Regions from separate parts of the Mus musculus genome. Here region 1 is linked to region 2. The links are chromatin loops, found by intact Hi-C in ENCODE. Cell type or tissue: left cerebral cortex. All regions are shown on one strand. Links, peaks and the distances in the headings refer to the core of each region. The heading gives the core; the rest is flanking DNA.

Region 1 (15,410 bases), core at 4,872-12,871, 420 kb after region 2:
GGGCAGTATTAAAAACAAATCCTGAAAACCTTTGCGAAATCGAGTTGTTGAGAGAATTGTTGCATGAAAGGAAGTTGATTTTATGTTTATTGTCTGGGCTGCCTGAACTAGCCTTGCAAAGTTACTAGTAACTTCCTAAATTCTGGAACCAACCAACCAATAGAGTGAAATGACAAACCACAAATAGGGCTGAACCAAAAAGTGGTCTTGCTTTACAGACTGGCACACGTGTATCTGCTGACATGTTTCATGTATCTTCTGGCTAAAATTAATTTTTTCCTATCTGCACTTTATTAGTTTTTCATTACTTTTGAATACAATGGGTAACTATTGTCCCACCTACAGTGGTTTGATGACCTCAGTCATCACACAAGACAGTCCCAAAAATTTGGTGGTCTGAGGACATTAATTCAAGAATCAAAAGTTCTGGTGCTGGGGGGTGTAGCTTGGTAGACTCACAGTTCAATTCCCAACACCCACTAGAAAATGGATAGAAGCATTCAGCTCTATGTGATCCCAGCCACTCAGGTAGAAGCTGCAGATCAGCTCAGGCTTATGCTTGGGTTCAGCCAGCTAGTGGTCCACCTGGGTGCTACATAGGCCCTGTCTCAGAAAAGGGATAGGGGCTACTGAGCTGGCTCAGCAGTTGAGTATTTGAGTACCTGCACATGTGGCATAGTTAGTCCTAGACTTGAATGTTCTTCCTTGCCTGCCAAAAGACTTGAGCATACAATGAGATGGGGCACATTATAAAGACAAAGGCAAACTAATAGCTATAATCCCTATCTTTTCATATTTCTCAATTTTGTGTAGAAACCAACCTTTTCTTAGAGTTGAATCATCAAAACTCTGTTGAGTTCAGTCACTTAAATTAGGTCACTTTTCAATTACACCCTGAAGCCCAGTTAAGCGTTAATATACATATTGAATGACTTTTGAAATGTTCAAAATGGCACTAAGTGCTAACTTGAAACTCACTCCACTGCTGTTTGTGGTCCTATTATGTTGCCAGTCCTGAGACAAGATACGCCCCCCCCCCCAAAAAAAAAACAGTGGGGGGATGGCAATAAGATGTGTTCATAGGATTCAACTTTAGCCCATGTTAAGACAGGAAATAATCTAACCAAGTTGTTCTTTGACTTCCACATGTAGATTTTAACTCATGTGTGTACACACACCCCACATGCACACTAAATCTCCAGATTATCAAGAGCAATGAAGAGATACTAGACCTTTTTTTATCCAGTGTTCTGAAGAATACAAAGTTAACGGCAGATAGTCCAAAGAACTTGGCAACATGAAGCTAAGACCAAAGGTAGGAATATTTCATGTGTGTGGGAGACAAGTGAGAAAGTTTCTGGGTGACAGGCATTACCAGGGACAGTAGTGAAGAACAGGCAGGCAGGCCTTAGTAAGGAACCAGGTAGCCAACAACATTCTTTCTTAAAGGTTTACATTCATTTTAATGCATCAATTTTGACAAATCACAATCACCTCTTAATCTCCCTCTACAGTGCTCCACAGGACTCTTGCCCCTTCCAGTGAATCCAGTGAGTCACCTGCTGCTACTAGACATGCTTGACCACTAAAACAGGTACTTGGCCAGGTATAGTGGCATGCACATCATCTCAGCACTGGGCAAGCTGAGGTAGGAAAATTTGAATTCCAGGTCAGCCTGGTCTACAAATTCAGGACAGCCAGGGTTATTACATGGAGAATAATCTCACCACCAACAACAAAAACAAACCAGGTACTTCTAACTGAACCAGCAAATTTTAAAGTCTCTAAGACTCAACTATTCTACTGGTTGATAGCCTGCAATTTTAACCTATTCCCAGAATCCAAACCCCACTAAGTCCCAAACCTAAAAAAAAACTTGATTCCTTAAGCCAAATCAAGGTACTTGCATGTTTTGACAACACCACATAAAGCTACTCTTGTTCAGTTTGCATAACTTCTCTGCCTGTGCTCCAGCAAAAACTGCTTTAACTGAGCTCTGTAGTTCTTGCACAAGTAGTTTACACCAACAGCTTGCACTGCAGACAGAAATTACAGTTCAGTCACAAGTGGGCTACCTAGCAAAGCTTAATAAGCTTTGAGATACTGGGCAGTGGTGGCCTTTAATCCCAGCACTTGGGAGGCAGAGGCAGGCAGGTTTCTGAGGCCAGCCTGGTCTACAAAGTGAGTTCCAGGATAGCCAGGGCTAGAGAAACCGTCTTGAAAGATCCAAAAAAAAAAAAAAAAAAAAAAAACTGACATGTATTTTGCCTTTTCATAACCAAGCAGTTGTTTCATACTTCCCACTTATATGTAAACATTTTTCACAAGTTAGCAAGCAGGCAGGACCATCTTGTATAGAACAGGACTAGTCTTGGTTAAAGTGGTGTTCCCTCCATTTTAACTTTAGACAAAAGCAGCTTCAAAATCTTAGATCTCTCCTCCCATAAAGATTTCAATATTCAAATGTTACCTCTTCTAAAAAATGTATTCAATATCAATAGCCTACCATATTCTGTATGAAACGTGATTACCACATGACTATCACCAAAGCATCACTATTTCCATGCAGCTATGCACATTGATCACTTTGCATCCTGTACAGTCACACAAACCAGCCCATGGACTAGGTCTGCGCTTAAGTCTGCCTAGACAAAAATCTGCTCCTACAGCTCCTGGTAACTCTGATTTGGCCTCATTTACCATATGCATTTGTGAAATTACATTCACACTGATAATCACCCTAAGCAAGTATTTATCAAAGCATTCTTTATGCAAAATTCAAGCATATTCAGCTTAATATGCAGATTTTAGTCTAATCTGTTACCAAATAGTTTTATACACCTATATGTATAGAATTTCCTCACTATAAAGAGGTTCAGGAGCCAGGCGTGGTGGCACACATCTTTAATCCCAGCACTCAGGAGGCAGAGGCAGGCAGATTTCTGAGGCCAGCCCGGTTTACAGGACAGGGCTATACAGAGAAGCCCTGTCTCGAAAAACCAAAAAAAAAAAAAAAGGTTCAGGCACGAAGCAGCCTTTGACTAAAGTTACTTCAAACTTGAGCAGGAATAGACAAACTATACCATACCTCTTTTAACCTACCCCATATGACCTGCTAGGCAACTTTAGACTCAATTCCAAACCAGATTTTAAAAGGATTCAAGAAAAGCATCCATACAGATAGCCTGAGTGTTTGTGAAAGACACTATCCACTGAGTTTTTTTCTTAAGTATGTATTTTCCCATGCATTGTTACAATATACCACAGCAAAACAGGATGAATAAATCCTATGGTTATGTCCAACAGATTGGCTATCAATAGAGGAAAGGTGTGTTTTAAGTGTTAAGTTCCTAAATGGGAATGTATGAACAGTGATTCTGCTCAGAAATGAGGGCACTAACGTTAACTTCAAAGTATGAGAGTTAAATAAGCAAATAGAAACAGTGCTACTTTATTAAAATACTGAGTTTATTTCACATGTATATTTGTCTCCCTACCATTTCCACATCTGACCACTATTACTATGTCCTATCATAACATTCCATACATACTTAAAACCAAGTAAAGGGTGGAGTTCCATCCTTGAAAACTAAACAGGCATTTTAGACAACACATTCTTGGCAAGTGAACCTGGACAACATTTATCAAACACAGTAGGGAAAGTTCTCACTTTGCATTATAAAAAGGACAGCCAGATATTAACTATTACAGAAATGAAGACAGAATATTTCAAACTGTTTAAACCCTTTTCTTAAAGAGATTTCCTCCACTGCCAGAGATCTTGAATAGCCTGTAAAGGAGGAAAAAAATGGTAAAGAAATGTTAACTTTATAGAATTAAACAAATTTCATTTCTTCAGTTAAATATTTTTCATTTTACAAAGGAAAAATACAGAATTAACTCATAGCATGAGTTTCCTTAATTAAATGGCTTAAATACTTTATGGCCAGTGTTGCCTCCTCAGCCTGTGGGTCAGCCCTATTTAGGTTTCAGAATTTGAGTGAGAATGTTTAAAGTCTAGGCAAAGTATTACAAAGCAAAAAAAAAAAAAAATCACAACCTAGAAAAACCCAAAGGGACATACTTAAGACAAGCCAGTATGTTTCTAAAAACTTAAAAATATCAAGTATTCTCTTCAGTGGTGAATTCTAAAACTTAGGTCAATCTGTAGCTAACACGAAAGGACTGAATTTGATGACATCACTACTTCCAATCATTGACAGTCTGCCTCAATCCTAACCACTTTTGACTACAAACCTGGGAGCTATAATTTAAATAGGCAATACTATCATTTAATACTCTACTGCTATATTGTTCCTTTTAATTCTTTTTGAATAGACACCTCTATAGCCAATACTGATGAAACCAATTAAATCAACTGTTCATTCAGAAGGTCTAACATTAACCCATTATATTTACTATTTAACACTGTAAATTCATACCACTGGGAAGAGATCACTGGTAGTGCTTTGCCCTTGCATGGCCCAAGTATCCTAATACCACAATAAACATAACAGTAACTTGACATGCAAGAGGCTTTAACCCATCTAGGTTGATTCTACCAATTTTACCCTCCTTTGCTATCTGGAGAAGATACTACCACTTCCAAGAGTCCAAGTATCATCAGACTGTAAAGCAGCCAAATGGAGCAAATAAAAACCATATCCTATTTCCTTAGCCAATACACTACTAAGAGTAAAACTAAGTTCAGTAACCAAGAGATAATTTACCAACTATTTAAAACCTGGGAAAAATGTGCACTAAAAAATTATTTGCTCAGTCTGCCAATTAAATTCTTTCCATGTATTTAAGTACTGTCTGTGGTTAGGAACTTTTTACAAGGAGCCAACAACTTGAGACTAAAAGTCATAATAAATCAATGAAAATTTTAGATTTGGTCACGTCCACAGAAAATTCAGTTACCTCCTGGTCAGTCATCCGGAAACAATTCTTCACATAATTAATGAACTTGGCTTCCACTTTGGGAAGAGAACCGCCCTATTGAGGGGAAAAAAAGCATTATTAAGGACAAACAGCAATTGTTTGAGACATCATTAGAAAAAACTTCCAAAGTTTTACATGCCATTACACAAACTATAACCCTTTAACATTCCCATTTGATTAAAAACCAACATTAAAGCCAGGCATGGTGGCGCACGCCTTTAATCCCAGCATTTGGGAGGCAGAGGCAGGCGGATTTCTGAGTTTAGCCTGGTCTACAAAAGTGAGTTCCAGGACAGCCAGAGAAACCCTGTCTTGGAAAAACAAAACACAACAAAAAAAAACCAACTCTGGGCCCAAACCCAGAAAGACCATGGTTTTTTATTGCTTAATGCCCAGTTCCTTCCAAACAGCCAATTTAAACTACAGAGGGCTCTACTGGCATGCAAGTACAGCCACTTGGGTGCCTAATATACAAATTCATGTTATCACCTATCACCAAAAAACAAATTAGATACGACCTGTTCATAAGTGTTTTCCAATTACCTAGGAAAGCACGCAATTGAAGGGATTTAAAAGTAGGTACCTTATTACTAACTGTAGCATCGATTTGGCATGCTTCCAATTATGAATGTAGACTAAACCACAATTATCAGCAAGTTTTGCTGCCAAAATTCTTACAAATTAAGATACTGCAATGCAAATGTTAACTTATCAGCATAAAGTGTCACTACAGATTATCCCCTATTTCATATAAAATCCACTTCTCTAAATTTTAACCTTTTTGCATTTCTATGCACTTAGCAAGACTAAGGCTTCCAAATTCCAGAATCACCTTGAGTATTAAGGTACTCAATTGCCTTCATCACCTAGAAAATAATTCACTACGGTAATTTGAAAATATTGTCACATACATCCTTATTGATTCATTTAAAAATTTATTGAGAGTAGCTAAGGATACAAAGGTTAAAACATGGTCAAAGAAATGAGGCATATGCACAAGTGGTAGAGAAGTAGTTTTCTGCATCACAAAAGTAAAAGAAAAATGCTTTAGGAAAAACAAGATTGCTTCCAGCCTGCAAGGGGGAATGGATGGCCAATCAGGAAAGGGGATTGAGATGTCTGGATTGTTGATGGTACTATATTTGTTTCTCCTTTTCCTCTTTCCCCATCTTTGGGCTTAATTTACCAGTAGTGCCCAGGAATGTTCAATGCGCCTGCAATTAAACCAAGGAGATAGGACCACATTAAAATGGGGGGGAGGGGCATCATTTTAGCAGTGTATGCAAGGGATAAAAAATAAATCAGTGACACCAGGAAACTTAAGTTTACAGTTTAATAAGAAATATGAAATGTGCTGCCAAGTGCTAAATTCCAATCCATTTGTGGCTGCACAAAGGAAGAAAATCTTCTGAAGCCATGTGAGAACTACAAGACAGGAAAAAAATAGGAAAAAGAATGGGCAATCTGCATAACATTCCACATGTATTCAAGTAATTCACATGTTAGAATCATAATGGAGATAAACTTAGCTCTCCAAAAAAAAAAAAAATCATTTGTATTATTCCATTCTACACAACCCAGGTTTATATAAATGTATTTAGTCCCAGCCAAATGCCAAGAAAGATAAATTCTATTTCAAACTAGATGAAAGCCTATTAGCCACACACACAAATTTCAGGTCATGGACTGAGGGAGCTTTGGAACAGAGGGCACAGAAATAACTCAAATTGTTGTGAAATACTTAAAGGTGATTCTTTTTTTCTTAGCTATAAAATAACCTCAGGCAGCCAACCACTTTACTCTTACTTTTCCAGCTGTTTTTAATTTTACTGAAAACAAAACACCCTCTGCTTGTTCTACAGCATAACCCCAGTAAAAAAAGTACCCTTATACATTTTATTGGAGTAATTTATGAATATTCTTACTTATAATCTACTTTTAACCCAAATTCCCACATTAGTAGAATTTCTAATATTCAAAGGTTAATTTTACTCACTTTTTCTATACTTGCTTGCATTTTTGCCTTAATGTCTTCTACAGAACTAGGTCCTTTTGGTGTTTTAGGAGTCTTTTCCTGTTTTTTGAAGGACTCTTGACCCTGGAAAAAGTTTTCAAAGATTATTAGTACAGTTCTTAACAAAGTAATTACCAAGATTTCCCTCCTCCCTAAAATCCCTTATAGAGCACAGAGAAGTTGCTAATTGTTCCTAGCTAGAAAGCCTGTCAGGACTAGAGGGCTGAAGATGCATAAGCAGTTAGAGGTCAGAGTTCAATTCCCAGCAACCACATGGTAGCTCACAACCATCTGTCTGAAAAACAGCTAGTGTACTTATATAAATAAATCTTAAAGTAAAAGATTGGAAGAGATGCTTCAAAATAAAGTCAATCAATCCTGACAAGCCTCTTAAGACAACTCCTGACCTCTACAAATACACACACACCACCCAGATCGTGAAAGCTATAACAGGTCAGAATTCAACAAGTCTACAAAATAAGTCAACCTTGGAATCCACCACAGAACATGACACACTTCACAAATTTATGTATTGGGCTATCTTAGTGTGCACTATAGTCTATTATGTAGGCAAGGTTAAGTACCACAAAGCACAAAGTTTTTTTAGGCACTGAATTTAGTAGGTCTGTTGTTGGGTACTTACCTTTGATCTCGGTGTTGATGGTTTTAAGTCTTTTCCATTTTGGTTTGATTTTTGTGCATTTTTGGCTGGGGTATCTCGTACAGACTGCAAGTAGAAAATGGCCTTAATCCATATGCCCTCTCCAGAGTAGAGATCAACTCAGATTAAACTGTCCTAAAACAAACTAATAAATTGTAACTCACATACAGATAGCGTTCTCAAATTTTCCTGTTTAGCTCAGAACCAATTTTTAAGATCAATTCAGCCAGTTTTTACTACTAGCACTAAGAAATTCCCATCCTTTTACTAGCTACCCATGATAAACCTCATAGTATCTCATGTACTCACTTTCTTCACTGGGACCTTTTCTTCAGTTTCCTCTTCATCAAAATCATCATCATCATCACTATAAATGAAATAAGCCAACACACAGAACTTAAATTTTTAGTCAATTTTACAAAAGAACTAAACCATATTCATCCACTGTAGCACAATTGTTAATAAAAGTGAATTTGCACCAGTATTTGAATGGATCAATACTTAAGAAACCTAACAAACATTTTTATATAATACTTGAGAGTATTGTTTCAAAGGGTTGTGTAGTTGATTAATTTTGCAATGTTATTAGTAAATAAATAGCTTCAACCAAATCAGCTTTGTACCAAACCATAAAGAAACTAGGCTTTTTAGAGTTAACATTTAGCCAGGTGTTAGTACATATATGCCTTTAGTGTCCTCTCCTCTGCAGTGTAGGGATTAACTTTTACATATCCCAGTAACTAGAGCAAAGATACTAATTACTTATGCAAGAAATTTGAACAGACCATTTCTCCCCAAACATATGGTCAGTAAACATGTAAGACTGTTAGTCACCTAGGGAATAAACCAAACAAAGATACTGCTTCACACATTACTCTTCAAGAGGTAAATTTAGGAAGAACTCCCACAAGGTGGTGACAGCAACCCCAAATACCTACAGTCAATGACACATGCACATGACTTTTCAGCCCTTAAAAACTATAGGGATCAATTCTGTCAAAAATCAAAGCCAGACCGAAATGGTGGTGATGAAATGTTGCAAAATACTCAAATAATTTAAATGTAGCCAAAGATTGATCAAAAATTCTATAGTAAAAATTTTACTACATTTGTTGATTCTACCTGTCTTACTGTAAAGATGCTTCTGCTTACACTTCATTCCAATGTGTTATGTGCAGTGTTTGACAAGGCTAACTTTATTGGCTCCTCCTAAAGACATATATATGTGGCACTGGAATTAAGCTGCCAGATTGAAATTAACAACAGTCCACCTCCAAATACTTAGTGTAACGTCCTAGCTCAAAAAAGGGTGCTGCTTCTCACTTCCAATTTAGAGCTGAGATTATGATATAAAGTCACATGGCACTTGCTTTAAGAGGAATACAAAATGTTCTTCAGGCATACTGTGATTTTTTAGAAGGGGGCAAATCACATTCAGTATGGCCACTGAAACATCTCCATGTCTATACCTAAGTATATAATGTCCAATTGCTCATACAAAGTCTGTAAGCAAAATCACCAACAGTGACTACATTTTCCACACTAGTGTTAAAGTCAAAAGTTTGAACTTCATGTAAATTACCTTTTCAGTGGGGAGATTCTCTCTTGTTAGGATCTGCTACATGTAAATCCAGTGGTTTTGGTAATTTAACACTACAGGTTAGTATAAAAATGACCTTACCTTACACCCAATCCATGTAGATGCTTGGTACCAGAAACAATACTAATTTCTATAAAACTACTCTTTTCTTCTATCCTAAACCATGTAGTAGTATCAGTCATACCACCAAAACACTATTCCAATGATTTTATCCTTAAGATTAAAAAGGCCCTTGATGCTGGTGGTTTTATGCCCCAGTATAGAGGAATGCCAGGGCCAGGAAGCAGGAATGGGTGTTGGTGAGCATGGAGAGGGGGATAGGGGGTTTTCAGAGGGGAAACTAGAAAAGGGGATATTTGAAATGTAAATAAAAATGTCTAATAAAACCAAAAGGCAATACCATCTTATGAGACCACATATATCTGTCCTTTAGTACAGCAGCATTCAATACTTAGTTCTAACAACATTCCTCAGGGTTATCTTCTAAGCTCTTAAATGGCAAAATAGTCAAAAAAATCTCTGCATAAATGTCATTATTTGCAATATAACCCACTCATCTGTTCTACTCCCCAATTTTTTTTGGTTTTTCGACAGGGTTTCTCTGTGTAGCCCTGGCTGTCCTGGAACTCACTGTAGACCAGGCTGGCCTCGAACACAGAAATCAACCTGCCTCTGCCTCCCAAGTGCATGCGACACCACTGCCTGGCTACTCCCCAAACATTGTTAAACTATATACAATGAAATATATAAAGTCAATCTTGAAATCAAACAATTTGAATTATCTGATCCAGGACTTTAATCCATAGGCTTGTATACAGAGTATGTGTTTAAAGCCTCTTTGCATTCTTTGATCCAGAACTTTCTGGCAATGTGATTAAACTCTCCAACTTAAATAGTAAATAATCTTCAGCTATCATTTTATTCTCGTGGGCATCATCTCTGTATGATGAACCATTATCACACCAGAAGAACTACTAACCCTGATAACCTCAAGACTATTATTTGTCCCTTACTATGTCCCCACTATGAATACAGTAATCAATATAATGAAGACTAGTTCCCAAGTTTGCTTTGAACAGTTATCTTAGCTCAGAATATACTTGACCAATTCCAGAACTTCTATAAGACAGGAAGGTAACAAATATAAGACTACAAATAATAATTCCATACTTCGGGGGGAGGGTATGGGGGACTTTTGGGATAGCATTGGAAATGTAATTGAGGAAAATATGTAATAAAAATATTTTTAACGAATTCCATACTTCCCATCTAGCTGTTACTTATATTGAACACATAAAATCTTACTCCTAACAATAACTCCCAAGAAAAATCAATGTCCCAGCCGGGCACAGTGGCGCACACACTTGGGAGGCAGAGGCAGGCAGATTTCCGAGTTCCAGGCCAGCCTGAACTACAGAGTGAGTTCCAGGACAGCCAGGGCTACACAGAGAAACCCTGTCTCAAAAAAATAAATTAATTCAACCCCCCCATCAATGTCCCACATACAATAAATAGCTTGTTTGTAAGGCAAACATGGAATCATAGGTCAAAATCTTTTACTTTCAAACATCAACCACTGGCAAGTCAATCCTCCTAAACCCTTACAAGTACCTGTAAGATCAAGTTTTTGAGATCATAGTACTTATACTTACTCCTCATCATCCTCATCGTCCTCATCATCGTCCTCATCATCTTCATCAAGTTTTACTTTTTTCTGAAAGAATAATATGCATCCATTAGCAAGAGAAATTTTGGTGATTAGCCAAAGTAAATGCCAGAAATTTTGTTTTTTTTTTTCGATACCAATGTTTCTCTGTGTAGCCCTGGGTGTCCTGGAACTCACTTTGTAGACCACCCCCAGCCAGAAATACTTTTTAAAACTCTTTCCTGGCACACACCTTTAACCCCAGTGCTCGGGAGGCAGAGGCAGGTGGATTTCTGAGTTCAAGGCCAGCCTGTTCTACAAAGTGAGTTCCAGGACACCCAGGGCTACACAGAGAAACCCTGTCTTGAAAAACAAAAAACAAACAAAAAGATCTTTCCTTTCTTTACCTGTGGAACCTTGTTACCACCTCCAGGAGCAGATCGCTTTCCAGACATGCCTAAGAGTTTTACGTCCTCCTCATCTTCATCTTCAGACTCTGCATCTTCCTCTACAGCTAAAATAGAATTAGACATACTAACTCGACAAGAACAAGTAACCCATAGCATTTTTAAGATTCCATTAAAGGTAGCAAATGAACAGAAAAGATTTACTGTATTTTAAAGACAGAAATCAGGTCTTTGTAGAACTACGACAGTCCAAATGGAAGTCTAGATTGAAAGATAGCCTCATTGGTCATAGGGTCCTGAATAGCTGAACCCAACCAAACACATTCGTCGTGTTAGATTGATCCCCAGAACTCATGTGATAGCAATTAAAGATGCTAGGGAAATTGTCTTGTCTGACCAGGACAAGCATTCCATGGCAGATGTGCAAAGATACAAATGTTTAAAATATTAAAAAAGCTAGCCTATATTGAAAACTATGACAAAAAAAAACCTACCTACTAGATGCTGTCCACTAATGTGCACAGGCCCTGAACCACACTTCAACCGTAAGACCACAGGTGGTGTAATTTCAAAGCCCCCTAGGGAAACCTAAAAATAAGAGTTTTACAACAGATATTACCAGCAAGTTCTACAATGAAATAAACCTATTTATAATAGCAGCAGAAATAATCTTGGTAAAAGATACGTCTTTGCAAAACCTAAATGACACTGACCCCAAATGACGCAAGAGACCTGAACCAACATGAAATCCAAAATTTAGAAATGTACTTACTGTTGGTTGTACAGACATTTTCAAAGTTGCCAGTGTTACTTTAATTGGACTGCCTTCATAGTTCATTGCTTCTGCCTCTACGATGTGTAACTCATCTTTTGCCCCTGCTCCTAAACTGACCTGTGAATAAAAATGTTTCAAAGAAACTTTTAAAGTGGCTTTTCACCACTACTGACGAAAAGAAAACTAGTCATCTCACCATTAGAATTAGAATTGAAGCGTTTCACAACAGAATTACCATATACACAACTGTTCCTTTAAATGAATAAAGCTGGCAGATTAAAAACAAGCACTGTTCTACAAAGCACCTATCTAGCACCTTGGAGTGACCAAGCTATACAAAATTACAAGTGACAAAGATCCCCTATCTTTTCTGGGATTAAACTCCTAGTTCATCAGTAGGAAATGTCTGAAATGTTTTTAAGTTTCAGAGCTTACATACCGTTCTTAATGACAACTGGTGCTCATTTTCATCATTATCCACTTTAAAGTGATAGTCTTTGTCAGCCTTTAGTTCACAGCCTGTATGTAAGACAAAAACAAGAAAGCAAACCTAGCAATGATACTTACATCAAAACCCAAAGCCTAAAGTTCTGTGAAATCAACTCAAATGAAACATTAAAAAAAAAAATCTTTAATTTTCTCATAGTACTAACTACATTGAGGCAACATTGCTGGTTTCCACAGTAGACTTAATGAGTCTCTTTAAAGTAGTATGGTGAAATCGGTATAAACACTACTAGAATTAATGAACGAGTGGCAGAGTTCACTGTTCCTTTAATCTCAGGACTGTTAAAAAGCTAAAACGTGAATCACTGAAAAACAAACTGATTCTTTTAAACAAAAACTGGGTGTAGGGTAGGCAGCAAGACTATAGATGTGATCCCCAAAAGCCTTGATGCTAAAGCGAATCTTGTCTGTTCAACAGATCCTTCCCTCTCCCCACCCCAAGAAAAAGTAGTTCTAGATAGAGCCAGGTAGATGATTTAAGGGTACTCCTAACATTAAGCCACGTGGGCCATCAGTACAGCTATCTGCAACGTGATGCTGACTCCGCCTACCAGAGGCAAATTAAAAAGGGGGGGCTCCATCACTGTGGATACTGAAAGATATGAACAAAGATCTCAAAAACCCATACGCCACGGGCTATGAAATAAACATTTCCCTCCCAGAACTTTTAACTAAGCCACAAGATCCCACGGCTGAAGGTTGGCTAGAGTCGGAGAGCCCGGATGTAGAGCCCACACCCCCTCCCTAACCCCCAACCACGTGGCAACCACGTGCTCCTAGGGGTTGCTGCCCCTTCTGCCTCAGGGCGCCTGCTCGGACCATTCCCCGTTACTGGGCGAAGCCCTCGGTCGCCACAGAATACAAGATGCGGCCCCTGGAAAGCCCAGCGCCTGCAGATGTATCCTCCCCAACAGGGCGGAGGTAGGCCTCGCCTCGCTCCACAGGCCCCTTTCTCCCGTGCCGCCTGCCGTGGCTCAACACAAGAGGAAAAAAAGGAGCTCGGAAGCGACCGTGCGGGCTTTCGTGCACAGGAGAAACGCCTCTCAAGTTCGCGCCACAGGCAAGGTCGCACCCTCGCCGGCCGGCCGGCCGCTCCTAACACCCGAGGCTACAGGCTGGGCCGCTCCCGCCCCATTTTCCGGCGGCTTTCCTAGTGTTCAGGCCGCTGCTTCTAAGGCCTGGGAGATTCCTCCTTGCTCTCCGGCCTCCACCTACGCCGCGTTCCCCACACGCCAGGCCTCGGCTGGGCTCCCGCCCCCCCCCCCATCACCAGGCCCTGCACACGCTTCCCCCTCCAGTCAGTTACCGAAAAGGTAGTTCTGAGGCCTAAGAGGACTCATGTCCATATCCATCGAGTCTTCCATGAGGTGGAGGCGCGCACTTCGGTGTGGGAGAAGCCGGACGGAAAACAACTGCCTCCTGTTCCACAGAACAGACGCGCAGGACGGAATCACGCCAAGGAAAGGACGCGGGCTCTCCGCACGTATATATGGTCGCAGGAGATCTCGCGAGATCTGCGCTAGTCCTGCCTCCGCGAGCCTCCTCTGGATCCCTCCCACTCCCCGCACAGTCGCGCTTTTGCGCGTGCGCCTTTCATCCTCACGCCTAGGTACCTCGCCCCCCTCCTCCTCCAGGTGCTTGGCGGGCTCTCACTGCGCACGCGCGTTCGTCTCTGGCCCCGTCCCTCCACTACTGTCGCCCAAGCGCAGGCGCGTTTTCTCTTTGTGGCCTCGCTCTGGGTTTTCAGGGCTTCCACGTCTTCTCCGCTCGTGCTCGCGGGCCCAGGGCCGAGAGCGTGCGCAGCCCACCCTGAAAGATGGCGGCTGCAGCCAGGGAACCACAGAGCGTCTCTTTTCTCCACCCTCCGTTCCCCGTAGGCCTGGAACAAGCATAATCACCTCAGGATTTGGCTTGCTCGAAGGCTTGCTCTTCGTTTTCACGTAGCTTCAGGAGCCCAGGGCGGAGTGGCTGGATCTAGGCTACTTTCCCCGCAGCCATGCTTTTGCACCTCTTTTCTGAGGCAGCATTTTCAAAACGAAAATTATCAGCTTTATGTCATTTGGGGACCAAAGAGAAACCCAGTCAGTCGCCTCCAAAGAGCATCTTTCTAAAACTTTAGAGCGTGCAGAACTGAGAAAACGCAGGCCGTCTTCATCATTCCAAATGAAGGCCTATCGCTTTTTTAGAAATTCATGAGCCTTAATACGAATCTTCGGCTGGGAATTAGCGCTTTAAAATGAATCCTGACGAACATCCCTCAGCGTTGGGTGCTTTCTGACAGCGGCCCTAATCTTTTTATCTCAACATGGAGCTAGCATATTTAAGAATTTGGGGGAGGAATGTAGATAATGGTACCAATGTTTGTAGACTCCAGAGACGTGTCAGATATAAATGCATGTGAGCCCATTACGTATCAAATCCTAAATTCGGAGATATCTGTCAATATGTGAATTTCAGTTTGCAACTATAAGGAAAAAATCATGAAACTTGGAAGAATTGTGTGTGTAAATAAACAGAGAAAAAAAAAAAAAAAGTCGGGCGTGGTGGCGCACGCCTTTAATCCCAGTTTGCGGGAGGCAGAGGCAGGCGGATTTCTGAGTTCGAGGCCAACCTGGTCTACAGAGTGAGTTCCAGGATAGCCAGGGCTATACAGAGAAACCCTGTCTCGAAAAACCAAAATAATAATAATAATAAAATAAACAGAGATAGACTGGGTATAGTGTGGGAAAGAACGGGTGAACAGAATTTGACCATCCAAACTGAGAAGGTGCAGGAGGAAGCATTGATACCCCTTGAGCCTGTGCAAGCCAGACAGTTTGATTGTTTCTGGATTCTGAAGCTTATTTAAATGCAGCTC
Region 2 (15,410 bases), core at 5,002-13,001:
TATATAACATTTATATTGAGCCAGGCATGGTAGCACACACCTTCAATCCCAGCATTCAGGTGGCAGAGAGCATCTCTTGAGTTCGAGGCCAGCCCGGGCTACAAAGAGAAACCCTGGTTTCAAAAAGAACACCAAAGAAAAACCACAGAAATTCCCCAATATTTGTATCATATTTACTATTAAAGCTCATCTAGAAATGACTCAATGTATATATGAGTATGTATATAGGTATATGAAAATATTATACCATTTAATTAAATGAGACAAGAAGATTGACAGTTAAAGCCAGTCTTGGCTATATAGTGGGGAGTGTCTTTAAAAAAAAAAGAAATTATGCTGTTTTATGTAATTATGTTATTTTACAAGATCTACACCATAGACTTAGGTATCTGTGCTAGATTGTAGAGCACTTCCCTTTGAATGCCCAGAGATGACAGTGTATAAAGCATAGGACAGTGTTGGCTAGCATTCAGAGAATGTTAGCATTTTAGAGAGTTCACAAGAATGCAGGCCTCAGAGCAGAGGACTCTTGACCAGTGATTGGGCCGCATTGTGAGGAGAGGCTAGGTTTACCTTCTTCAAACAGCAAACTCTAGTGCTTTAGCTACTCACAGATCCTCTTTCAACCTGGACTCAAAAGTTGAGTGTGGACAGCTGTACCTGCTGTCTACTGGTTTCAAAGTCTAAGAATCCAGATCAGCTAGTCTTAGAGGCTGATGGCTTTTAATCTTGGATAGTCCCTGAGGCTGGGTCTTCTGGTGGGCACACCCTACTTCCTCATTGAACCGGGCCATGGTCTCAGGCCAGGGTGCCCTTGCTGCCTTTCAGATCCTGTAGCCAGAGTTTGTTTATTTTGACACAGAGAGTGCCCTGGATTGTTACTGTATGTTTGTGTTCTGTGTTCTCTACCTAAGAGCTAAGACTATCCTTTGTACTGATGAATATATTCGTAGCTGATCAGAACTGGGTGTAACTTCTAGCTAATCCAGTTTGCAGCAGGTTAAATTCTTTCTTTGCTTATTTATAAAGGAAAACAATGAGAAACACTACCAAGATTATTGGCTTAATCTTTAACCAAGCAGATTTAGTTCAGAGTCTAGATGTTCCTCAGTGTACTGTGGGATTACATCCGATAAATTCATGTTAAGTTGTAGGTTGAAATGTGTATAAATGTCCTTAACCTGCTGAGCGACCTACTTGAGAAACACATTGTAGATTCCAGGTGTGTTCCTCTTGTGCTGTAGTGGCTGGTCACGGCTTGCTACTGTCATACAGCATCCAATTGGCTAGCCAGGGAAAGGATCAAAATTCAAAATACAGTTCCTCTTGAATCTATATTATTGTTTTTGCATTTTAAGTCCAAAATTGAAAAAGTTAAGCTTAACCATTAAAAGTGAGGAAAGGGGGGTGGTGGTGGTGGGGGGAATGTGTGCTCATGCAGCTGTGTAGGAAGAATCTTGATATGCATCTTAGGCAGGCTTTGAACTTGACATCTTGTGTCTCAGTTTCTAGATTCCAAGTATTTGCCCTCATAATTGGCTTTATGCCTCCTTGGAATGCAGTATGCTTCTCGTTGATCTTTCTCATACTTCCTGATACTGGGAATATGCTAACAGCCCATTAAACAACACATGATGTTAGAGAAGTGGACACCCCCCAACACACACACACACACACACAAACACACACACACATAGGGGGTGGGAGATGCGGGGGTGGGGTGGGGAGGAGGTGTTTTCTCTATTGTTCTGGCTGTCCTGGAACTCCCTCAGTAGATCAGCCTGAACTCCAACTCAGATCCTCCTGCCTCTGCTGCGAGTAAAGACATGCACCACCACCAGTCTGTCTGCCTGCCTGCCTTCTTGCCTTCTTTCCTTCTTTCCTTCTTTCCTTCTTTCCTTCTTTCCTTCTTTCCTTCTTTCCTTCCTTCCTTCCTTCCTTCCTTCCTTCCTTCCTTCCTTCCTTCCCCTTTTTATTTTTTTAATTCTTATTTACAGTGATTTCAGTCTGGCAGGAGCTTAGAACTGATGCACTAGCACAATGTCCTGTCTTTTCAGTGATCAGGCAACGCTTCAGTTAGTGCTTAGTAATATGGCAGTCTTTTGCCAGGTGTTTTAATTGGCATTAGGAAGTGACTCAGTGAGTTACTGTTTGTATTTTGGGGGCAAGGGATGTTCTTTAAACGTACTGAATTCTGTCTAGGCTGTTTCAAATCTAACCCAGAGCTCACTGGAAATCCCATAATGCCTGCCAGGTAGGCAGGGAGGGTTTAAGAAGAAACATTGTTGTCTAGTGTTTTATTGGGAAAAGAGAAAAGTTGGGGGTCTCTGGTGGGAAGCAATACCAGATTGTTAAACCTTACAGAACATTTGGCTCACAAAACCCCACCTCTTGCCTCCTTTCTCCAGACCATAGAATCCAACTGGCGGTGTGGACGACACAACTTGCAGAGGATCCAGTGCCGCTCTGAAAATAGTAAGGGTGTCTACTGTTTGCAATATGATGATGACAAAATTATCAGTGGCCTCCGGGACAACTCTATCAAGGCAAGTTACTGATCTGTGTTATTGTAGTATAATACATACACGTGGTGCTTAGGGGTAAGGTGCTGTTGTGTGGCAGTCTCTACTACTGCTGATAGGTTTTTATCTGTTCTCAGCATCAGCAGTTCTCATAGTTCAGAAGAAACCAGAACCAGCACTGTCGCCCTTGTCTGATCTCACGTGTCTCTGAGCACATTCATACTCATCCTCTCTGTTTATGATCTCTTCCCCCCCCCCCCCCCCATTCACTTGTCTTGTTCCTTCAGGCTCTCCTCATACCCAGGAACCCAGTGGCCTTCCCACCACTGTATTTAGAGAGGGAGAGAGAGAGAGTGTGTGTGTGTGTGTGTGTGTGTGTATAAAATCTAGCCCTTCCTATCAGTGTATAACATGTAACAGATTTTTGAACTGACTTGTTATACTCAGTTCAGATGCATTTAGCCTCACTCTCCTGCTTTGTTTAGCAGTAGTTCATTACTTCTTGTTGTGAAGTAGCATTCCATATTATTGGGTACATCATAGTGTGGTAATCTATTTAGTTCTCAAGGATGTGCATGCTGCTTGGGACTTCCTCAGAATTGTAAATGAAACCTCTAGCAATACACGTGTGCAAGGTTTTGCTGGAATGTTAAGTTCAGATCAGTTGAGTGAGTGAAAACCTGGAAGCTGGATTGCCGCCTCGTATGGTAAAATGACCTTGGGTTTAGGGATGACATTGCAGATGTAATACCAGACTATGGTCTGTGAAGAAAGAATTGATGGGGTAGTCTTCATTAGTGTGTCAGTTTTCTGCTCTGAGAGAAAATCCAGGCTTCAGATTGACAGGATATACATGTAAAAGACATCTGATGAGGGAGTCCTAGTTAAAGTGTGTAGAAACTATAAAAACCCAACAATAAGGAAATAAAACACATTTTAAAAACAGGCAGAGACCTTAGTAGATAGAGCTCTAAAGAGCGTGTCTAACCAGCAAAGCAGCATTTACAAAGATGGCCATGTTGTCAGCCTTCAAAGAAAGGGAAGCATCTGGGAGAAGCATCGAATTCCATTAGTGTGGTGACTACTAGGGCCCGGGAAGAAGGGGAGGAGTCCAGCAGAGCCTGCATCCCATGCTTGTGGAAATGGAAAGTGGGCCAGCTGCTTTGGAAGGCAGTTTGGCGCTTTCTTAGTAAACACTCTTATCATATGATCCAGTGCTTATATTACTTAGTATTTGCTCAGAGGAGTCGAAAACTTAGTCCACCCCAAACCTGCACACATTTGCAGCAGCTTAATTCCTAGGCAGGCCTTGGGAATGAGCAGGTGTTCTGCAGTGGGCGTGGGTAAGCTGCAGGGTGCCCAGGTAGTGTGCTAACTTTAAAGCATTGAAAAGAATTTGCTTAACAAGCCATGACAGAGTGAAAAAGGCTGCCCGATGGAGGAGGATTGGTTCAGTGTGTGCTGTTCTGAAAGAGCAGCTCTGAAGAAGAGGAAGGAAGGGAAGGAAGAGCTCAGGCCTGAGAGGAGCCGTTTGTTCTTAAGGCCCTGCTTCCCTTCCCTTCCAGAAGCTGCCCGCTCTGTCATCTCATGACCTGTTTCAATTCTTAAGTGCTTAGTTTGACTTTGTAACATTTTCTTACTAAGAACTCTTGGTTCATTGTTTGGGATTTTGAGAGAACAAAGGCTCTATATTTTTAAAGTTTTGAAGCTATAAGGGGGGGGGGTATGTGTTTCTAAAAGGCCGTCATAGAGGCTGTCACTATTTACTAGAGACTCTTTCCAGACTTTATAAAAAAACCCCTTTCTCAAGCTGCTGATTGAGCACAGTGGCCAAGGGCTACATACACCATAAGGAAAGCCGTGTGACTATTCTGCATGCGAGTAGGTGTTGCCCCATTTCTTCTCCTCTTGTCATTTCCTACCTGTTTGAGACTCATCTTGTTTCCTACACACTGTGTGTTTCTTCGATGATTCAGAGTGCAAGATGCGTGGGAATCTGTGTGTGAGTGTGTGTATTAAACTGCTGCTGTGCTTGATCTTGTCTCACTAGATCTGGGATAAAAGCAGCTTGGAATGTTTGAAAGTGCTAACGGGCCACACAGGCTCTGTCCTCTGCCTCCAGTATGATGAGCGAGTCATTGTAACTGGTTCTTCAGACTCCACGGTGAGGTGAGTGCTCTGATCTCAGAGACAAAGTCCTGAGGAGACAAGGATGCGTACCCTCTTCAGAGATTTGTACACACATACATATCCACATGCATGCACACATATTTGTGGTTCTAGACATATTTTTAACTTACTGTAGTATCTCCAGGTTCTTTTTGATGGAGTTGTACTAAGCAGATAGAGCAGGAGGCTGAGTTTTAGCTGTGTCCTGTTCCTCTTCATGCTGTATAGAGATGGCACTATGCTCTCCTAGCCAATCACACTGCCTTTTGTTACCTTCCTCCTGTTCTTAGGAGCCTGCCAACAGAGCAGAGGGGAAGAAGTCCGCTGTTGTTGAAGTGTGAAGGATGCAGGAACTGAGAAAATCAGGCTGTTGGCAGACCCTTGGGAAAGTGAGCTCTGAGAGCCAGAGATGATAGATTTGATTACGGATATCTGCTTGAGTTCTTTTAGGCATTATCTTCATCTGTGTTGGTACCTTAGAAAACTAAGAAGTTAAATAGTTTCCCGGGAGTCAAATTACCAGTGCATTTTGAGCCTTGAGTTTAAGTAACCTGTGACTGTCTTTATAAAGACAAGGCATTAATGGTGGAGGCTTTAGTTTTTAGTTGTCAACCCAGGATAGAGTGGAGAAGACATTGCATAAGAGAGTTGTGACTAGTAGTTGGGTATCAAAGATTAAAAAGGGAGCGTCACTGAGATATGCTCCTGTGCTCCTGGGAAAGCACTCCTCCCCATGTCTCAGGATTGCAGGCAAGGTGACTGAGTCCAACAGAGAAAAGGACATCATAATGCCAAGGCTGGCTAGACTGAGGGGGACTACAGGGGATGAGGAGTGGAAAGCAGCAAATCTTATGTGATTCAGATGCTTAGAGACAATCGCTTATTCACAGGACATAGGATAGTTGCTCATTCTACCTCTGGATTCTATGATGTCCCCTTTTGGTTACTGTCACACTGTCAGGCTTTGTTTAACCCTGCCCACAGCACAGCTGCTGCCCATGCCCCTGCTTGGCTTCTAGGCTGCTGCTTCAGCCTCAGGTCACTGTTTAGCCTTCAGGGTTATCTTTTGGTCTGTGACAGTATCCTTTAGGATGTTGGAGCTTTTTCTAGAGATGCTACACCTGTGCACCCCATGTCTTGGGTCAGACAGAAAGTGCTCTGACAAAATGCCACAGCTTAGTTTGCAGATGAAAGCAGCAGGTTCCTCAGCATGCCAGAAGCCAGTGGGAACTGTCAGACTCCTGTCATCACAGACTCACTCAAAGCCTGCTGTCTTGAGGGATTGTCTTTGTCATTGGTACAAACCTGAAAACATCTCTGAGTTAATTTCTTAGAGTGTGAGATAAACCTGTGTATAGCCAGATTTAACTTCTTAAGAGCATCTTAGATTTATCAGTATTAAGGAGGCTGCTGCCAGGGATCTGCTGGTGCTACCACACACCTGGTACAGCAAGAATGGCATGAGCCCACATGTCACCTTTCCCTGGCTTTACCATCACAACTTTCTGTTCTCTTCCAGAGTCTGGGATGTGAACACTGGTGAGGTGCTCAACACACTCATCCACCACAATGAAGCCGTACTGCACTTACGCTTCAGCAATGGACTGATGGTGACTTGTTCCAAGGACCGTTCCATTGCCGTGTGGGACATGGCTTCTGCCACCGATATCACTTTACGCCGTGTTCTGGTTGGCCACCGTGCTGCTGTCAATGTAGTAGACTTTGATGATAAATACATCGTGTCTGCTTCAGGAGACAGGACCATTAAAGTGAGTGTGTCTGCTGTCTTCATCCTGACTGTTCCATCTCTATACAGCAGAGAAAAGGCAGAGATGGCTTACACCAGGTGGCAGGGTCTGTTTTTTATGCATTCATACCAGATCTTCCCATTCCACATGCTTCTGGAGCCATGGGCAAGGCAAGAAAAAGCCATTGGTCCCAGTAGAGAACAATTGCAAATTTCATGAGCTCCATGGCTAGTCACCCTGAGTGTGCTGTGTATAGGAGTTTTATACAGGTCATCTCATCCACCAGCCCACACACTTTTTTAGGATAGGTCTCTGTTTCACAAACATGGCTCAAACTAATCATGTGGAGCCTAGATTTGGTTTTTTTGACTGCTGAGAGCTTGCTGTTGTGTGCTGGTTAGATGGCTGGAGAAAGAAGGATGAGCAAGACGTGTCCCTGTCTTCAAGAAGTTTATTTGGCAGACGGAAGGCAATCATGAGACCAGCAATTTGTAGACTAAGATAACCTGCAGCACCGGTGTAAGAAATTCAGTTCTGATTCCCATATCTATGTTATCTCTTAATTACATTGATTCTGTGACATTTCACACATTGTCCATGCTGATAACATTCACTCAGCCCTCCTGCTTCCACATGATGTTCCAGGCATTCAGCATTCTACCCTCTGTCTCTGAATTTGCCTGTTCTTGACATTTCATGTAAACAGAATAATGAGCTATGTGGCCCTTTGTGTTTGGCTTTCTCATGTAATACAGGGTTCAGCACAGATCCATGCTTTGTTGCTTCTGGTGGCCAAATTCATCTTTACTCTAATTGGATCACACTTTGTATTCCCCTTCTGTGCTGATGGACTGTTGCTGGTTTCCTTTTCTGGCAGTCATGGATGATGTTGCTATAAACATTTGCCCATGCATTTTTGCACGTTCATTTAGTTCTCTTAAATTGACTAACAGCGCAGGAAACTGCAAATGGTTTTTCAGGTTGTTGTCCCATGTTATGATCCTGCCAGCATGAGACTTTGTGCTGGCTTGAAGGATTTCTAATGGTTAGCACTGGACAGCTCTGTTCCCTGATAACTCACCCTACAAATCATGGGCTATATCACATGAAACTGGAGGTGTCTGAGAGCTGAACAGTGGATTTTGTGTGTATAACTTAGCCATATGCCAAGAGTCAGCACAAGATCAGCCCTGACAGCTGAGCACTTGGGCCTGATTAGAAGTCACCTCTGTGGGGAGATTGCTCCACTCGCCACCTGTCCACACTCATCACTGTCTTGTTTTGACCTGTAGCTGTCCTGAGATGCAGGCTGCTCTGTCGAGTTGCTTTTACTCTATGGTGGCTTGTGGTGCTTGCTTGCTTGTTGGTCACTGTACCTGCTCTGCATAAATGTATCTTAAGTCCACTTAAAACTTAGATAGTTTTATTTTTCTGGGTGAGTTTTAATTTTTTGTTTTGTTTTGTTTTGGTTTTTTGTTTGTTTGTTTTTTGTTTTTTTCCAGACAGGGTTTCTCTGTATAGCTCTGGCTGTCCTGGAACTCACTTTGTAGACCAGGCTGGCCTCAAACTCAGAAATCCACCTGCCTCTGCCTCCCGAGTGCTGGGATTAAAGGCGTGTTCCACCATGCCTGGCTTATTTTTTTTTAATTGGGTATTTTATTTGTTTACTTTTCAAATGTTATCCTCTTTCCCAGTTTCCCCTCTGCAAACCCCCTATCCCATTTCCCCCTTACACTGCTTGTATGAGGGTGCTCCCCCACTCACCTACTCCTGCCTCCCCACCCTAGCATTCCTCTACATTTAGTAGTTAAGAGAATTTGCTGCTCTTGGAGAAAACCCAGGTTCAATTTCCAGCACCTACACTGTGGCTACAACCATCTGTAACCCTAGTTCTAGTTCTAGTTCTAGTTCTAGTTCTAGTTCTAGTTCTAGTTCTAGTTCTAGTTCTAATTCTAATTCTAGCAGATCTGATGCCCTCTTCTGGCTTCCAAGGATACTAAGCACAAATGTGGTGCACAGATATACACATGCAGATAAAACATCCATACACATTACATAGATGGATGGATGGGTAGATGGGTGGGTGGAAACATTTTTATACACTATGGATAAGAGGCCCTTAATCAGGTAAATGATTTTTCTTTCATTCTTTCACTTGTCGATGTCAAAAAACTCTAATTTTGATGATATCCAGTTTATCAAATTTTTTTTGTGTTGTATGAACTTTTGTTGTGATACCTAAGAAACCATTGCCTAACACTAGAGGTTTACAAAACAACTCCTTTGTTTTTCCCCCCTTAGGGTTGTATAATTTCAGCTCTACCATTTAGATCTTTGATCTCCTTGAATTAAATTTTTATGTATGGCATGGGGTTGGGGGTCCAACTCCATTTGCTGGGATGGGCATAGAAATGCCTGCTCATCATTCTGCTGAGCTACAAATGCTGCTGTCGCTCTCACTCGGGACTCTGGCCACTGTGTGTGTCCTCATTTGGCTCACCCTGTAGAAAGTGTGCCAGGGAGCATCTGCATCTTACAGACAGACTCACAAGAGGAGGCTGTTTAAATCCTGTATGGAATATTTTATGAGTCATTTGGCAAAATAAATGGTGCCACTCAAGAAACTGGTGAGAAGGGGAGATACAGATAGTGAGGCACGTCCGAGTGTGACGTGAGCTAGATGGAAACATAACATCTGCCACAGACTCTTTCCTCCACAGAAAGGCCTGAGCCTTTGTGAAGATCTCAGACTTTAGGCTTCTTTACTCCCCTGAACTTTACTCCAACTCTGTCCCCCTCGGCCAAGAAGACTCACAGTGGCCAACTTCCGTTCAGCCTATCATTAAATGAGAAGAGAGTTTACAGATGGACATTTTGGGCGATCCTTCTCCTTTCTGTAGCCACACTGTCTCTTGAATGCTAGGATGGTAGGGTACATGTTCCTGTCCACGCTCTCTGAAGGTGTCGTCCTAACTGCACTGCTGCCTTCCTGTAGGTGTGGAGCACGAGCACATGTGAGTTTGTCCGCACTCTGAATGGGCACAAGCGAGGCATCGCCTGTCTGCAGTACCGCGACCGGCTTGTTGTTAGTGGATCATCAGATAATACCATCCGGTGCGTAGAAATTAGTTTATTTTACAAAAACCATTGTAAAAAACAAAAAGTCTCTCACTCCAGAATCAGTTTATACCCTGTGAATCATGCAGAGGAGAAGGCTTGATATGGCCAGTGGCTTTGTATTTCTAAGACACTTGAGTCCAAGGCCCACTCCTTAGGAACTAAATAACCCTGGCACCCAGTGCACAGGAGCCATTACTGAGCTTTGCCAAGATTGGAGACCTCCGGGCTTGGGTCGCTGCCCGTGTGTCATCTCCCTGCCCTTCCTTGCTGTTTGTTTTGTTTTGTTTCATTTCCTGCCTCATGTCCACATCTCCAGAAAAACTTTTCCGAAGCCATTGGACTCTGTGGATTTATCAGCTGAAACACCAGGAAAATTCCCAGGGACTAAGCATAATTGAAATGTCTTTGTTGATGATTTGATTTAAATAGAAAATGGCTTTTAAAGGTTTCAAATTGTATAAAACAAAATATAACAGAAAGTGAGTTTCCTGCCTAAATTAGTGTGAAAGCACAAGTGTTAGATTTAGTGGTTTGTATGAACTATGAGATGGGAATATGGGATCCAAGGAGAATAGACAGACTTACCTGCACAGAACAGGGGTACACAATTGAGGAGGGCGTGAGTCATGTGAGAGAATTTGTTTCATAGATGACTGCTTCTTGTTCAAGGTTATGGGATATTGAATGTGGTGCCTGTTTAAGAGTCCTAGAGGGGCACGAAGAATTGGTCCGGTGCATCCGTTTTGATAACAAGAGGATTGTCAGTGGCGCCTATGATGGGTATGTGTTTCATCTGCACAAGCATGGCTGTAGCCTTGTCAAAGTTGCTGTGTATTAAACAGCAATGTGAATGCAGAACTCTATGAGAAAGATCTGTCATAGCAGTGGGTCAGGTGAGGATGCTCAGATCCAGGAAGCTGAAGTAAAGCCTGCCTCAATCGTGTTGTAGCCAGGCACTTGAAGACTCGCTTGTGTTGTAACCATTAACAGAAATACAAAAATTAGGGAAGGTGCTTGCTGCACAAGCCTGGCAACCTGAGTTCAATCCACGTGAAGGAGAGAGAACTCACTCCAGAAGAGTTGTTCTCAGACATGTGTGTGTGCGGCACACACACACACACACACACACACACACACACCCCAACCAAACAAATGCATACAAATACGCACATATACAGATTAAACTATAGGGAATTCCATTCTTTTATAAATAAACCAGGAAACACTCCCTTCCCCCATGAACTCAGTAATAAAATTCCTCTTTTCTCCTTTTGTTCTCAATGACTAATGGAAGCTGTAAGTCCCAGTCTGCCTTATATATGTTTGGTCAGTGGGGCATTAGTGTGCTAGCCATTTCTTCATTTGGAGAAAGGCATCTTAGCCATCTCATTAGTCCCCCAAATATTGAATTTTGTAACATAGGTATTAAGTTAGGAAGTGAATTAAGTACTCCTGAGTCTTCTGCCTGTCCACCTCCTTAGCAGTAATATCCCTTTAAGGGTTCAGAGATTCTGAGAGGGGTTAGGTTCTTTTTCTAAAATCAAACACTCAAAGTCTAAGTTCAAAAACTTAGAAACACCAGCCTGTCGCCTGTTGGGTTTGGTTGTAGACCTTTCAAGTGAACTGTTTTGTCATGGGTATGTTCACAGTGTAGAAAATGTTAACTCTTTTATTAATTCCAGTCTCATTTTTCCTTGTAGGAAGATTAAAGTCTGGGACTTGCAGGCTGCTCTTGACCCTCGGGCCCCAGCAAGCACATTGTGTCTGCGCACCTTGGTGGTATGTGATTTGTTGGGGTGGGGAAAGCGTGTGTCTTGTACCACACTTTGAGAGACGTATAGGTATTTTTGGCCAGCCAGAACATAGTTCATTTACACTGCTGCAGGGTCCTGTGTAGGTGAGCAGGCACCCTCATGATTGTGCTCATTTCTCCTGGAGCCTTAGGGGTTCTGTAGTGTGCAGTTGTGTTATATCTTATAACTGCACAGTAGTAAATTGTTAAGGTCTAATTCCCCTCCTCCCCCAGTCTCTATTATATGGGCTCCTTTGGCACATAGAAACACTTTAATTTTTAAAATTTATTTTAAATTAGTAACTATATTATCAAAGAGAATAGTGTGATACTTTGGTCTATAATATACATTATAGAAAAATTGTCAACAAATTAATGAATATATCAGTTTTCATTTCTTTGATAGAAATATTAAAAATCCGTTTTTTTAAAAACCAAGTATGGTATGGTAGTTTAGACTTTTAATCTCAATTCTTGGGACAGAGGCAGGAGGATTAGGAGTCTAAGGTCATCCTTGGCTACATCGTGAATTTGAGGCCATAAGACCTTGGCTACATATACTTTTAACAAATTTTGAAGTACCCAACACTATGCATTTTCCTGGTCACTCTATAGTGGGGTGGATGATTGGCAGGGAGTCCTGCAGTCTGGGTGAGTGAGACTTTGGGCCTTCTGAGGAGCATTGGATTCAGTCCACCTGTCCACCCTTCTCTCATCTAGCCTTCCCCATCTCTCACTTTTGAACCCTTCTTTCTGCTTCGTTTCTGTGAGGTGCCAGTCTGTGGGGTCAGTGTCTGCCCGTGTCTGCTTTATTATCCACTGACTCTGATAGACCTCCAGGTGGTTGATTTTCCATGTCAGTGGCATGGCAGAATGTCTTGCTTGCTTTAAGACCAAGTAAATACTTTATTTGGATATGTGGATCTTTTTTAACATTACTAAAGCTATTGATTTCTAATATTGAGGCTGCTTCTGTTGGAATTTTTGTTTTCCTTTGAGAGACATCTGAAAATAGTGATAGGCTTTTCTTGAAATTTTTCAGCAATTTTGTTTCTTTTTAGAAAATTATCTTTAGGGCCATGCTGGTGACACACACCTCTAATCTTCACAGATAAATCCTCTCTCAAATAAATAAATTTGTATGAACAATTTGCCTACGTAGGTATGTGTTCACCTTGTGTGAATCTGTTGGATCCACTGGAACTAAGATGGTTGTGAGCCGCCAAGTGGGTGCTGGGAATTGAGCCTGGGTCCTTCTGTAAGACCGACAAGTACTGTTAACTACTGAGCATGCTCTCTAGGCCCAGGAGTTGTATCTGCATTGACTACAGCAGGCAGCACTGTAAGAGCCACTCTTACTTTCACCATGAATTTTGATGACTGCTATGACTTAATACAGATGTTCTTGGTCATCTTTTTAAAGAATTTTATAGGGAGCTGGAGAGATGGCTCAGCAGTTTGGAGCATCAGCTGCTCTTCCAGAGGTCCTGAGTTCAATTCCCAGCAACCACATGGTGGCTCTCAACCATCTGTAATGGGATCTGATGCCCTCTTCTGGTGTGTCTGAAGACAGCTACAGTGTGTTCATATACATAAAATAAATAAATCTTAAAAAAAAAGTTTATAGCAACTTTGCCCTTCTGAGTCTAGTTTTACAGTATATCCTGAATGGGTATTACTCTGACAGCCTCTGTTTTTCTTCACATTACTAGGCTATAATGTAGGACATAATGTTTAATTTAAAAAAGAAAAACCTAGGGGCTGGAGAGATGGCTCAACAGTTAAAAGCACTGACTGCTCTTCCAGAGGTCCTGAGTTCAATTCCCAGCACCCACATGGTGGCTCACAACCATCTGTAATGGGATCTGTTGCCCTCTTCTGGTGTGTCTGCAGATAGCTACAGTGTATTCATATACATAAAATAAATAAATAAATCTTTTTTTTTTTTAAAGGAAAAAGAAAAAGAAAAACCTAGAGGCGTATATTCTAGAAAGCAGAACATTTGTTCTCAGGGAAAGGATGCGGCTCAGTGTGTGTGTGTGGGTGGGGGAGGGGGGAGGGGGGACCACGCAGGAGGCATTGAAAAGTGCTGACTTTCCCGCCTGAGCTAAATCCCAGCTCTGGTGATAGGGGCTGTAAAGCCATCCTTCCTACATGTTAACCAAGCCGCTTTTCCATAGGAACACTCTGGACGTGTGTTTCGGCTGCAGTTTGATGAGTTTCAGATCATCAGCAGCTCCCATGATGACACTATTTTGATTTGGGATTTCTTAAATGTGCCTCCCAGTGCCCAGAATGAGACCCGCTCTCCCTCCAGAACCTACACCTATATCTCCAGATAGCAGCCTGCACTTTGGCCCAATCTGGTGAGTGTGCTCAAACTCCAGCCCTGCCTGGGCTCTTCAAGACCTCGCTCACTTCTGGACTTTGCCTTCCCTCTGGGAATTAGGAAACTGAGGTTCCTTAGTGATGTGAATGAAAGCATCTACCAGACTAGCAGGTAAGGTCTCAATAGGCTCCCAACAGAGCCCTGCACATCGTGGGCTCTCTCGTCGTCATTGACAGGTAGTGATGTCTGTGGTTGCTGTTTTTAAAAAACTGGTTACCTAAATGAGTTCCTTCATGATCATAGCCATTTAACACCAGGATAGTTTTTCAGGTTTGATTTTTGGATTGCAGAAATCAACCTTTTTACCTGGTCTTTCAGTTCTGTGGCTGACAGACAGACAGGCAGATGGGTGTAGTCATGCCCATGCATGCGCGCACACAGGACCATCCAAAATTCCTCTTCCCATCACCAAGTCCACTCTGCTTTACCATCTCCACAAGGAGCTATCACTTAATTATGCTGTGCATTCTTCATGGTGAGGCGTGACAGGTGCTTCAGAATGCAAATCCTCCGCTCTAGTTACAGAGCCGCTGTCATACTGTTGGTGACAGATTGTTTTGCTCACCAAGATGCTGTTTTAGATAGAAAGAGAGAAGCCCGATTTGCCCAATCCCAGATATCCATGACTACTGGGAACAATATTCCTACCTGGAAGATTTGCCGGGATCCATTAGATTCTGCGCACATCCCGCTTTGTCCACTTCATAAATACCCTTACTTCTGTGACTGTTTAAAGATTTGTGATTAAATTCTCTTAGTTAAAAAGCATTGCTTAGCCGGGTGTGGTGCGCATGCCTTTAATCCCAGCACTCAGGAGGCAGAGGCAGGTGGATTTCTGAGTTCGAGGCCAGCCTAGTCTACAAGGAGAGTTCCAGGACAGCCAGGGCTACACAGAGAAACCCTGTCTCAAAAAAAAAAAGCATTGCTTAATTCTTTATAGCTTTTTATTATGTACTTTCTAGCTTACTAAAGAGTAAGCTAGGTGGTGCTGGCACACCCCTTTAATCTGTTTCAGATATTTTTTAGTCTAGATTCTGAGTCCCATAAATGACTCTCAAGAAGTTTACCTTGCTCGGGCTTAACACACTGTAGCCAAGCATTGAATTTGACCCACTGTATGCTTTGTTTTTCTGCCAGTGCAGGCCAAAAGTAGATCTTACACTTTAAACACTTGAAAAATATTTTAAAAATTCATGCCATATAAAAACTCTGTGATATTAAAATTCCAACCTCCATAAAATCCGTGTGATTGGAGCTTACCTTGCTCATTTGTCACATGTCACTGTGGCATAGTTGAGGAGCTGGGACTCACACATGTCAGCCACTTCCTGTGCAGTGCTTTAAGGGTCTGGTGCGCATCAGGAACGGTCGCTCTGTGCTGCTGCGAACATCTGGGTTTCATTAGTAGTGACAGGTGAGGGCTCCCTTTAGAGTGGCTGTGGACCCCAAAGGACTGCAGGGCAGGGTGGGCTGGTGACATCTGCTGTGGGGGGTTAGAGGGGGAGGCCATCAGAAGGTTTACTGCTCCTGGCCTTCCATTGTCCACACCATCTCTGCCTACACAGTCATCTCCCCACTACTTTCTCTTGGAAGAACTTTTGTAAGTCCATTGACAAACCCACCTGGTAGTAGTCATTGAGTGATGTCTTCAGAGCACATGACTCTAGAGG

The links. Peaks named below come from ENCODE experiments on the same cell type or tissue, not always from the same donor. Only the 100,000 strongest peaks of a DNase experiment are listed, where the experiment ranks them.
Region 1: it touches region 2 in a loop (5-fold over the local background); 3 of 42 quality-filtered maps call a loop at or near these places.

The regions. Positions count from the first base shown.
Region 1 is chr11:33,149,063-33,164,472 of GRCm38, forward strand. Npm1 (nucleophosmin 1) reads right to left here and starts at 14,144. Exons shown (of 11, transcript NM_008722.3): 1 at 13,860-14,144; 2 at 12,486-12,565; 3 at 12,044-12,163; 4 at 11,766-11,859; 5 at 11,272-11,378; 6 at 10,872-10,933; 7 at 7,929-7,986; 8 at 7,602-7,685; 9 at 6,941-7,042; 10 at 4,924-4,998; 11 at 3,436-3,790. The coding sequence starts at 13,917. The coding sequence ends at 3,752. RefSeq lists a promoter at 1-1,605. In left cerebral cortex, for the core only: no CTCF peak of the experiment used is centred there; no DNase peak of the experiment used is centred there; H3K4me3 peaks cover 332 bases.
Region 2 is chr11:32,728,928-32,744,337 of GRCm38, forward strand. Fbxw11 (F-box and WD-40 domain protein 11) reads left to right here. Exons shown (of 13, transcript NM_001271347.1): 6 at 2,409-2,546; 7 at 4,573-4,691; 8 at 6,211-6,460; 9 at 9,435-9,553; 10 at 10,229-10,339; 11 at 11,260-11,338; 12 at 13,532-13,717. The coding sequence ends at 13,693. Among named protein-coding and RNA genes, the nearest start is that of Gm35723, 45 kb to the right of the region's middle. In left cerebral cortex, for the core only: no CTCF peak of the experiment used is centred there; a DNase peak (open chromatin) is centred at 9,019.